Linked DNA regions of Homo sapiens: region 1 is linked to region 2. A link is a contact called in ENCODE Hi-C or POLR2A ChIA-PET data. All regions are on one chromosome and are shown on one strand. Each heading gives the region's core, a stretch centred on a gene start or an enhancer-like site at or near the end of the contact. The rest is flanking DNA. Distances are from core to core; before and after follow the strand shown. Region 1 has its middle 44 kb from the start of GAB1. Region 2 has its middle 67 kb from the start of USP38.

What was found. Hi-C counts contacts between places; a loop is a spot of excess contacts on that map. ChIA-PET counts read pairs that join two places held with the same protein, here RNA polymerase II (POLR2A). Pooled maps may share reads with other maps.
Region 1: a map of esophagus muscularis mucosa shows a loop between it and region 2 (2.0-fold over the local background). The contact joins two enhancer-like sites. A Hi-C loop is called at or near these places in 3 of 168 maps with a recorded cell type or tissue (endothelial cell of hepatic sinusoid, esophagus muscularis mucosa and sigmoid colon), 1 of 37 single-sample maps with no recorded cell type and 3 of 50 pooled maps. POLR2A ChIA-PET finds 5 or more read pairs at or near these places in 5 of 52 experiments (A673, AG04449, MCF 10A and 2 more).

Annotation. Positions count from the first base shown.
Region 1 is chr4:143,290,346-143,296,187 of GRCh38, forward strand. No RefSeq gene overlaps it. Among named protein-coding and RNA genes, the nearest start is that of GAB1, 44 kb to the right of the region's middle. Within about 2 kb of position 4,171, at least 7 of the 41 ENCODE cell types and tissues checked have a DNase peak (open chromatin) inside an H3K27ac peak, as active enhancers do.
Region 2 is chr4:143,248,667-143,255,003 of GRCh38, forward strand. No RefSeq gene overlaps it. Among named protein-coding and RNA genes, the nearest start is that of USP38, 67 kb to the left of the region's middle. RefSeq lists an enhancer at 1-316. Within about 2 kb of position 4,670, at least 2 of the 41 ENCODE cell types and tissues checked have a DNase peak (open chromatin) inside an H3K27ac peak, as active enhancers do.

The DNA.
Region 1 (5,842 bases), core at 2,921-5,420, 41 kb after region 2:
AAAAATGCGTGGGGAAGTTTACAGAAGTCCTACCCATTCCTAGAACTGGCGAGTTTCCACACTTGAGCAGGTGGAGGGCCTGAAGACCTCAGGAGCTTTTCTGAGTTTGGGTTTGAGCTCAGAACCCAGCAGCACCTCTCTTACCATAGGAAGAAAGAAAAGACCAGGCAACAGCTGTACTACAGGGCGCGAAGAAAGAGAAAGAATTAGCTATCTGTCCTCAAGAAATGAAGATTTTTTTTTGGCAAGCTATAGTGCAACATGTCAGGTGGAAATAGTCTATTTTTATATTAGGTTGGTGCAAAAGTAATCACGGTTTTTGCCACTTTAATGGCAAAATACTAATACTTGCACCTAATACTTTACAAATAGAAAGTGTTGCTCTTCTGGGAGAGAACATGGAGATATAGAGTCAGGAAAAATATCTAAGGCCAATAAGGATTTAAACAGAACCCCCACCAATAAAGTAATCTACTACAGGCTGGGTCTATACAGTTCTCTCATGTAATCCTCGGATCAACCACGTACGGCATATGCTCTATGACTATTTTGCAAATGAAAACATTTAAGTGAAGTGATCCTTTTATTTTTCTCAAGGTGTCTGTGGAGCAGTCATTGTGTTGCTTTGTAAGAAGTGGCCACCTTCAACATGGGAAGATGCTCTATCTGGCCCCGCCTAGGTCTGCCTGTTCCCTCAACACAGCCACTTCCCACTCAGTCTGCTCTACATCTCTATGCACACTGTCCATCTGGCACAAAGAAGGAACACCAGCTGGTACATAAACTAGCACTGGAGGTATTTCCAGTAGCCTATGACCTTTGAATGGATCAACCTTTCACAGTCAACTCCTGATTATCTGCAAAAGGCTTGCACATCTCCTTGGCAAAGTTCTGGCACATAAGTGTTATTTCAACAATACAAGAGAATAATTCCACAAGTTAAAGGAATTTTCATCTTGGCCTACACAAAGTAGTAGGAAGATAAATCTGCAGGGAAAAAGGAATAATAGAGCCTCCAATGTCAAAGAAAAATCTATTCATTGTGGATTATCTCTTGCTCTCCTCCATTAAGGCAGATAATTGGGGTTACCTGAGTCTCTAACCTTACAACACTGCTGAAAGCTAGGTATTAGTCTATTTTTATAGCTGATGAAAATGAGTGTCAGAGGTTAAGCAATTTGCCTCAGGCCTTACAGCTAGTAGGTGTTGGAAGAGAGGCTCTTCAACCTCACTTACCTTTTGTAAGGCACTCCCCTCCCAATAAAGCAAACAGCAGAATGAAATGAAGGGAAGACACTCCTTCTCTTTAAAAGCATGATTAAGAACAGTTAAAAATTTGGGGCTTAATTATCCAGCCTTACACTTTGTCAGCTACCTATAGTGAATGTTACATCTTGTCCTGGCCTTTTCCTTATACCCAGTAACTTTCAGGCCCCTGTCAATGGTATGTGCTCAATGGCTAAAGAATAATATTAATATTAGCCTAAACAACATTGCATTGCAAAGACAAAATCAAACGGGGAAAACAATATCAAGATACATGATTCAAGAGCTAAGCACAGTGGTGCACATCTGTAGTCCCAGCTACTCGGAAGTTTGAGGCAGGAGGATGACTCGAGCCCAGGAGTTCTAGTCTGAGCAATATAGTGAGACTCTGTCTCTAAAAATAATAACAATAAAAAGACATATGATTCATTCCAAGTCAAATAAAAAAGACTTCTTATCTTCAGATAAGCTTGGATCTATCACTTTATTAATACCAACAGTAAAAGTTGCCACTAAACATTGAGTATGTTAGCTCTAATTTAGAAAGTAGAAATTAACATTTCTATATTAAGTTGAGAAAACTAAAACTAAGCAACTTGCTCAAGGCCATTGGCCTAATAAGTGCTAGAACCTAGATTCAAACCTGGGTGTTTCTCACTTATAAGCCTGCAGCCTTCCTAACTGCACTAACGTCTATAACTAAGAAATGTTTGTATGTGTCGCTCATCACATAATTACTTCTCAGTCCCTCATAATTCTTAGATAATGGAAAGACACAAGACTGAGAAATCTGAATAGAGCCAGTGCCCAGAAATTGTCACCACTGGATTTAGTGCCTAAAATTTCACACTTTCAGTCAGCCAATGAGAAAACCCAGTTAAATGCAAGAACAAGCTAGAATGGATAGCATAATAACCAACTAAGTTGGTGACAAAGTCCTGAGAAACACTCAAGAGAGGTCTCAGTTTACTGGTAAAAAAAGGAGGGCATTGGACACCCAGGAGAAGTAGAAAATGGCCTCAGCCTCAACAGCAAACCCAACTGTAGCACCACGGCTTGCCCTGGCTAGAAACACTCCCCATCTGATGCATAGAAAATGGCTTGTATAACATCTTTTAGCAAGGCAATGGTTAATGTAGTATTAGAGCTCAGAGGGCCCAGCTGCTAATATACAAATCTGTTCAGAAGACATGGCTAGTATCTACACTGTGTCTTCAAGAAACAAATGGAGTCAAAATCCTGATTCTTCAGCCAAACATGTTTGCTACAGGTCCCAAAAAGGCATATACATAGAGTGATCCCATGCTCACATACTTTATTATCAGCTGAGGTTCTGACCCCAAATCTTTCCTCCTCTGTTGAGCTGCATAAACACAACCCCACTAACCTAGTTAAGACTTAGCCTAGAAGCAGGTGAAGTTTTGTAGGCCAGTGGCTCTGCATTAGTCACCTTGAGGACGTGTTAAAAGTTGGACTGCTGGGCCCCACCCACTGAGATTTTGATTCAGTTTGTCTAGAGTGGGACCTGAGAATTGTTTACATTTCTCATAAATTATCTGATGATGTTGATGCCACCAGTCTGTGGACCACACATTGAAAATGACTGTTATAGACCTACACTCAAGACTTGTCCCCAGGATCCTACAGCTACAGAAGCAGGAGGAGGCAAGGCAAGTTCCAAGAAAATGCACTTCTACACAAGGGCAAGAACAGCTGGCCAACCCTTCCTTTCCCCAGAGCCCTACCTGAATCCTCCTAGGACTTCCAAAGGCCCAGGGCCACCTTTCAACTGACAGGCTACCTCAGGCCCATCTCTCATTGCACCAGATACACAGGGAAAAAAAGAAAAACAAAATTGAAAAGACAGTCTGAAGAGCAAAATAAGTCCCACTTCCCTCCAAAGGGTAGAAAAAAATGTTAACCCCCTTGCTCCTCCCCCAGAAACTCCACTTCCTATCATGATGACCAAGTTATTGATCATTGCTTTTGTGGAAGAATAAGGTTAAGCTTAGATGTGCAATTAACAAGGTTTATAGTCACGCGCTTTGCCAGATGAACAACTCTTTGCAAAAATATTTACCATAAAATAAAGAAATTGGCACTTCCAATAAAAATATCACTACAGACATTTTATTTGGCCATCCTAGAGAAACATCCACAGAAGTGATCAACACATAATAACCTCCCAATTATCTTTCTCTTTAAGACTTATGGTTTCTTAAAGTGCTTTTTTTTTTTTTTTTTTTGAGACAGAGTCTCACTCTGTTGCCCATGCTGGAATGCAGTGGCACAATCTCATCTCACTGCAACTTTTGCCTTCCTGGTTCTCCTATCTCAGCCTCCTGAGTAGGTGGGATTACAGGCGCGCACCACCACGCCTGGCTAATTTTTCTATTTTTAGTAGAGATGGGGTTGTGCCATGTTGGTCAGGGTGGTCTCAAACTCCTGACCTCAAGTGACCTGCCCGCCTCGGCCTCCCAAAGTGCTGTGATTACAGGCGTGAGCCACCACGCCCGGCCACTTAAAATGCTTTTAACCATGCAAATTAGAGAGGCTAGAGTTAATTTTATAATGCATTAGATAGTTGCTGGGATTACTATTGATTTTTTTCATTTCAAATGGCATTCAGTTAAGGAATATGTACAAATCATCACTGCTTCCATCTTGAATGGTCATTTATAAAATTTTAGGGGCTAGAACACATAAAATATTTTTAGCTTGGAAGATGTGTTGCAGGGTGGAATGTTTGTGGGAAATGTCCTCTACATGAAGGATTTCTGCTCCAAAATGTCTTGATTAATTAACATAAACAGCTTTGAGGAAAAAGAGAACAGCATCTCACGTCTGGCAGGATCCTGGCAGGGTTCTTTGGAAATTCCAAGGCAAGCCAAACACAGGGAAACCAGGCCTGTTCCATCCACGGCTGGTCCAGTTCCAGGGAAACGCCTTGGGCTTGGGAGAGCTCTGGAAAGGCTCTGCTCTAGTTGGCAGTAAACCAAAGTCCATTTCTTCTTTTGCTCCCAGGTCCCCTGAGATAATGAATTGGCTTCAGAGCCCTGGAGAAATGGGCTACAGCTGAGGAGACCTGGAGGACCCTGTCAAGAATGGCCTCAGTCAGGTGCGGTGGCTCACACCTATAATCCCAGCACTTCAGAAGGATTGTTTGAGGCTGGGAGTTTGAGACCATCCTAGGCAACATAGTAACACCCTGTCTCTACAAAAAAAAAAAAAAGAAAAAAAAAATTTAAAGAATGACCCCGATGCCCTGCTCTGCACTGTGAGCTTGTCCTTCCAGAATTTCAAAATGGAATGAATGGAATTAAGCATTATGAGAAAGAAATATAATATTTACTGAAAGTATCCTGCTGAGCTTTTAAAACATATGTTATTTAGTTCTTGCATTAACACTGCAAGACAGAGATTATTGCCTTTTCTATAATACCAGGGGAAAAAAGGGTGAGCAAGAAGGCTAAGTCATCTGCCTCACATCACATAACACATTAGTGACAGAATCAGGATAGGGACAAGAGCCTATTTTATAGCAAAGAAACCATCTTCTCCACCGGATTCCTCCAATTAACTATAGAAAAGGGGAAAGTTCAAAACAGCTCAACACTATTATATTATTTTAAGCCATTCAGACACGAAGTGGGAAATAAGTACTTTGCAGGTTTTTCTCAATATCAAGGAGTGATTCCCACCACCGGGTTCTTGGGCAACATTGCAACATTGTGAAAAAGGTGATGTTGGTTTACAACCTTTCTATATCCCAGCCTCCCTCTCCTGTACCTCTACTACTCCTCTACCACCCAGGGCCTACATTAGCCCCTCATCAGAGCTCCCCTCTCACTCCTGGAGTTTTCCAGAATCCTGATGTGGTCTCCCATCCAATGTCATAAAGACCATGTAATTGTGCCAGTGTACAGAGGAGAGATCCTTTGTACAAGAAGAAACCCACCTCCTACTAGTCTTAAACACCTCTTGCTTAAAAATTAACCCTTCCACGCTCACCACCAACCTCTTTTCAGTACTTCCAATGCTTCCATATACCTGGGCTCAATTTGTGAAATGAGTGTAAAATGCTATCTGAGTAAAATAATTTGCACCACTTGAATGACAAATGGATTCAACTATTCAGAGATATCTGTATTTTAAAGGAAGAGTTCTTAATGAATTTTGAACACTGAAAATTGTCATGAACTGGAAGGTTTTTCTAGATGTATTTCTTTCTGATTTTATCATGTTTCACTCTTATCTCTCAATCAGTCAGGGAGCAGTCATGGACTTGGTGTCCCCCATATGAAAGTTTGCCAAGGCCGGGCGTGATGGCTCATGCCTGAAATCCTAGCACTTTGGGAGGCTGAGGCAGGCAGATTGCCTGAGCTCAGGAGTTCGAGACCAGCCTGGGCAACATGATGAAACCTCGTCTCTACTAAAATACAAAAAATTAGCCGGGCGTGGTGGTGCGCGCCTGTAGTCCCATCTCCTCGGGAGGCTGAGACAGAAGAATCACTTGAACCCAGGAGGCAGAGATTGTAGTGAGCCGAGATCGTGCCATTGCACTCCAGCCTGGGTG
Region 2 (6,337 bases), core at 3,420-5,919:
GAGCCAAGCTGAAAGTAACAATTAAGCTTTTGTTCACTGACTGCAATTGTATAAGCAAGAGGCCAACAGGACAAAACACCAGCTCTCTAATGTTCCATTTTTCCCCACGGAACAGCTCCAGGGGAGTATCATCAGATGGATCAATCCAGAATGGCGGATTCGCTCACTGCCTTAGGGATGGGAGACGGGTTGGGGACAAGGAGTGGAAAAGTACTGAATACTGAGTCACAATGTCACAGTGGAGACAAGTGTCTTGATAAGGAGACCTCTGAAAGGAGGTGTTTGGACTAGGAATGTAGACATGTGTAGGAGCATGGCCAGTCTGGGAGGCACTGTGTCCTTGATTGCAACTCCCTCCAGACCATGCACCAATTGTGGTGTGGGAAGGACAGCTTCCCCCATGAGGCCTGCCAGATAAAGCCTTTGTAATCGCCTGTGGTCGGGACAGAAAGATCACTGGTAGGATTTTGACCTGGAGCCAGCCTCCTCAATCACATATGGTGACACACCTGTCCCCAGATGTGTTCACAAATAGTCTATAAGTCCTTAGACATGACTTTTCCTTAATGTATATTTTAAATACCATAGCTGACTATAGTCAGAATAAAGCTAATTTTCACCAAATTTTCTCCACAGTAAATTGTCTTCTCATCCATCATAAGGGCCACAACCAACACTCCTCTAACAAAAGACAGGTTAGCAAGAAAAAAGCATAACAAATTTATTTCAAAGTTTTATGTGACATCAGAGTCAGAAATGAAGACCCAGGGAAGACTATCTTTATGCTTAGGTACAATGAAAAATGGACAGCCATGAAGAAATATGATTGGACAAAAAGGTAGGATCTAATGGTAAGAGACCGAAGGGGAGACCCAGCAAGGCCTGTTTATTCAGATGCTTCTTGGCCTCTCTGTGTAGCATTCCTTCCTCCCAGGTATGGGGCAGGATCCCTCTGGAACAAGGGTCTTATGACCTACAGTAAGATAAAGCAGGCCAGGGAATTTCTTTATGGCCAGCTCCTACACAGAAAGACAGGGGGAGATTAGAATAATAGTCCTGGGTTTTATGGCTTGCTTTGGGGAGAATGGTTCTAGTTTCTATGATCCACCTTAAGGAAGATAAATTCTGGTTTCCATCACTTGCTTCAAGGGAGAAAGAAGGATGGAAAACAGGAGGATGGGAAAGTCAGAAAGACCTTGGTTCTAAAGTTGCTTCTAAGGCCTTCCAACCTCCTTTGGTTAAAAGTACTCAGCATGCCAAAGCGCCATAATTTGGGGATTGTGTTCTGAGCCCCAACAACACCAAAGATGCTACAATTAGATATTATTATGCATTAAATTGCATGCTTTTCTGTGCTATAACACAGAGCTGGATACAACTGTGAGAACTCAATAAATACATGTTTAGATTTCTTTGTTTGTTTTGGTTACTATAAAGATCTGAATATAATTAATGGTGTATTTTCTTTGCTTGCAGTATATGGCTTTCAATTTTACCTATTAATTTTATTATCCTATTCATTGTATACGGTTTTAATTACAATCTCCTCAAATCTTTCTTGGTAGAAATAAGTGTGGTAGAAATAAAGAAGATAATTGAATACAGATATTACAGTAAATACATGTCAACTGGAATGTGAAATGCTGTGGCTACTCCCCAAGCAGATTTCATCCTAAGACATTCCAGATAATATAGATAAATCCCTCTTCCCTATTCCTGCCTCCAAACCCCACCTGTTTCCCTGCCCTCAACACATTTCCTAAACTAGGACAGGAACATGTGGGAAAAACAAAGTGGAAAAGGGAAGCAATTCACAGCCCAAACCAAGCCAAACCATGTTTCCACCCATTTGTTGGACTTTTAAAAACTTGCTAAAGCAAATTTAACTCTGCAAATGTGTATTTTAAAAGGTCAGCTATTGAATGTGGTACGGAAATTGCACTGCCATGCAAGATTGAAGTGTTGTGTGAAATTTCAGCAATTGTGCCCATTAACAGAAAAAAAAATATTTACTGTAGGGTCTCTTTCCAGTACCAAGCTTTGGTTAGCTGACGGCGCTGGAATGTGCTAGCCAGGGGTACTCTGATGCCATGTTACCTACCACATCTTCAAAGCTGGAACATCTCCAGCTATGCCTTCCTACATTCAGTGTGTTTACGTACCTTTCTCTATTAAAATAAACACCATGCAGAATGTTAACAGACTGGATTAAAGTGGAAATAGACATGAAGTTGGGGGCAAGCATTAAGCATCATCTTTCTGCTTCTCCCCAGCTGTGCCACAGGCTTGGAACACTTTAAATAGGCTTGGGTGGAAAAGACACCAAAATTAGCTTTGAATTTTCTAGGGTTTTTTGTTTCATTTTGTTTTGTTTTTGCTGATTTCAGACACTTCAAGGCATTATTTAAAAGTAGCCTCCTGGTCTTTTCTTTCCCTGTGTTTCTTTTCTTTTCTTTTGATAATTGATTTAAAAGTTCTTTGTACTACCTTGCTCACCTTTTTTCTTACAATTCCCTTTACAATTGTTTTAACCTTTCTCCTACCTAGCTCAGTCTGCTTTTTGTATGCAGACAGCCAACAGGATACAAACTGTAAAATATGTTTGGCCTGACTTACTGTTTCCTTTCTACATGCTTGGATGTAGAGAATAAGAATCTAAAAGCATAGCTTTTTCCATCTTCTGAAAAAAAAAAATCCATGCTATGCAGGTTAGCCTAAAACTTTTGAATGAATGCAGTTGTCCTATGTTATACTTTAGTCACAGGCCCTTTGAATAGAGCCAAATCCCAGCTGCACCAATGTCTTCTTGGCTGGATATGAACAGTGCCATTGCCTGGGTTCTCATTGCTTTTCTGGCCCAGATCAGCAGATCTTCCCACACCCACACCCAGCCCTGCCCTTCTCCTTGAGTGTAAGGCAGGAAATAATAAGGCCTGAATAAGGAAATAAAGGCCAAGACACTATTTTAGTGCCCTTAGACTCTTCATCAACCAGAAACACTAATGGTCCCTGGTTTCCTTCTGGCCGTTCTTCAGGACCATCAGTAGCACAGCCACTGCTTCAGCCTCTTTTATTTGTGCACACACACAAAAAAATTATCCTAAATGATTGCTCAGTGAATTATCCTTTCCATGTGTTTCTTTTACTAAGAAGGACAAAATATATACATGAGGGAAATACATTTCCATCATTTACCCACAACTATATAAATGAATATTATGGAATATTTACAATGTATTAGGATTAACTGTAGGATTATCTTTTTCAAGGAAATGTACTAAACTTAGTCATAAGCAATGAGTCAGTCTCATTCCAGAAATCATTCAGAGGTGCCATATGAGCAAAGGTAACAAGAACTTCTTCATGGAAATATGCCAAGAACAATATATAGTATAAGAAAACACTTCAGACTATTTTATTTCTAAATGTAAATAATAAAAGCAATATTATAAACTGTAGACAAGAAGAAACTTAAATGAGAGTGCCGGTAAATGTTATCCATCCCAGCAGAACTACAACTTGCCAAGACTTCGGGAGAAACTGTGTAACTGCTACTGTTACAAATAAAGAGGAGGGATTTGGCATTTTCATGCAGGCAGACATGCTATCTATATATGTATGTGATATTAGGCGGCAAGGAAGACAGACAGTGTCATCCTTATAATAAGCATCCAGGAAAACAAGGTTCACAGACAGGGCCTTGGAATCTATGCTTCTTCCTGAAAAAGAAGAATCGGTTTTCCATTTGGATCTGCCATCAGGACACTTATTATCCCACTAAGAATAATTGCCTTAGTGACAATGAGGCACATAACACAAAGGAACAAGGGAAACAGCATCCAGTCTCAGGTTTCAAGATCAAATCAAGGCAGTGCGGTGAATAGGGCAGGGATTTCTGCCTGTTTTGTTCATTGATATGTCCTAAGTGCTTATAATGGTACCTGAACATAGTAGGTGATCAATAAATATTTACTAGATGAATGTGTGATGAATGAATAAGCAATGATTCAACATTATTCACACTGAAGGATGAACTATTTCTTGGAACATGTAAGCATCGGACATTTTGTAAAATGTTTTGAAAATGTAGTAAGTAGCCTCCTTTGTTTGCTATTCAGCTACCAAATATTTCATCTAAAATATATTTAAAGCAAGGGCATAGTATAGTTCATGTTTTTGGAAAAAATAACAAGTATTCTGGACCTACTACGTGCAAATCATTGTAACCTGTAAGGGTATGAGCTCTGATATAAGATGCAAATCACAGGTATGAGACAAAAGATAAATGACATACACAAAAGAAGATGAGCAGATTTTTGGATACCACAAAGAAAAAAAATGACCCTTGTTTTAACCATCTGGGCCTTGGTAGGTAGTAATCAGAAGCTCACATCAAAAACCTACTCTTCAAGTTTTAATATTTTTTCTACTTGGTTAGAGTGTACCAGTTAGGATTTGGTCAAGAAAACAGAAATCACTCTAGGTATTTCAAGAAGGAAAGGATTTAATACAGAGAATTAGAGCCCTTACACAAAACCACTGTCAGGACTAGGAGAAGAAAAGTCAGGGAAGCTCCTCATAGTTTTCAGGACATCAGGAAATTCAGAGATCAGAAGAAACCTCTGCTAATGATCTCAACTTCCTGCAGTACCAAAGTGGGTGATTTCCAGAAGAATACCTAAAAGCTTCGGGCAAAGCCTCATGTCTGCTCTTTGCCAAGGTTTGTTTATCTGCTTGCCCACAGCTGCTGAGTCAATGATGGCTTCTCCTTTTTGCCTTCGGTTCTACTCTAAATCTCAAGGAGTGACCTCCATACATGGAACCTGAATTAGAAATCTGGTGACAAAGCAGTTTAGAAAATATAATTTCCAGGCTTCCAGATCCTACATGATAAGGGAGAAAATAGATGGGAGTTAGGACTGTTGCTAACATTCCAACAGAAATCCAGCACAACGATTGAGGTTAAGTCTATCATCAAATGTAAATGGTTTTCATCCATCATATGGACTCAGTCACTCTCCTATGGAAGTTTTGTTGTTGTCTTCCTAAAACTCTCATATTTGGCTGGGCGTGGCAGCTCATGCCTATAATCCCAGCACTTTGGGAGGCCGAGGCGGGCAGATCACCTGATGTCAGGAGTTCAAGACTAGCCTGGCCAAGATGGTGAAACCCCATCTCTACTAAAAATACAAAAATTAGCTGGGCGTGGTGGTGCGTGCCTGTAATCCCAGCTACTCGGGAGGCTGAGGCAGTAGAATCTCTTGAACCTGGGAGGCGGAGGTTGCGGTGAGCCAAGATTACACCATTGCACTCCAGCCTGGGCAACAAGAGCGAAACTCCATCTCAAAAATAAATAAATGAGTACTCTCATATTCAAGAACCCCTCTACTATCATCATAGAAGATATATGCACTGAGTAGAACCTACTGACTACTGTTTTGTTGGCCAGAACGGACAAAACCTTGTAAGCAGTTTGCCTGCGGACTTCTTGGGAAACTGTATTTCAGTTAAGTTTATTTCCACCAGAGTGTGTTGCCTGATGCTCTGGGAGGACACGACAACCTGGGGAGGAAAGGGTGGATATTTTCAGGGAAGGTATGCAGGGGTAGATTAAAATTTAGTAGGTTCTCTGAGCAGAACAGACAGCAGTGGGCCATCAGGACAATGGAAATAGCATGTGATAAGCCTCCACTAGAATTTAACAGAACGGGGAACATGAGTCTCTCTCGACTCCTTTGCATGTTTTCTTGCATCCACTCAATAGCCCTTCACTTTAAATTCTCTTTTTGGTGAGTGAGATCTGTTGGGGGAAAATGGCATACTCTAGAAGTAGGACTAAGGAGAAGATAGAGAGTAGAACAATATACTGGGGTCATATTCCTCTCATTTAAAATAAAACAAAAGAATAGTTTCCATCAGCCCTCCCAACTTGAGGCTCCCAGTTGAGTCCCCCTGGCGGTGCAAGGAAGGGTAAGCATAAACCACCTCACCTCCTCGCACGCCCTGGCCACTCCCTTGCCCTCCGTTCCTCTCTCCACAAGGGAGCTTCCCTGGCCACCCAGGCTTTGAGCAGTGTTCTGCTCTGGAGGGAATGCCTCTAGGAACAGGATTATGGTCCTGTAACCCTGCCCTCTCTCTTCTCACTGATTTCCTTGGGCTAGGGAGTGCTGAAAACCAAGAACAAGTATCAGGTTCTTATTTTGATCTCTAAGAAAAATACTCTTTTATCTTTTTCTCTCCAGTCCTTAGGGAGTTTTTCTCCTGTAAGTGCAAGGGAAATTCAGGCTCCAAAAAGCCACCTAGGAAGATGACCCGGGGCCAGCCCAAGAATCCACAC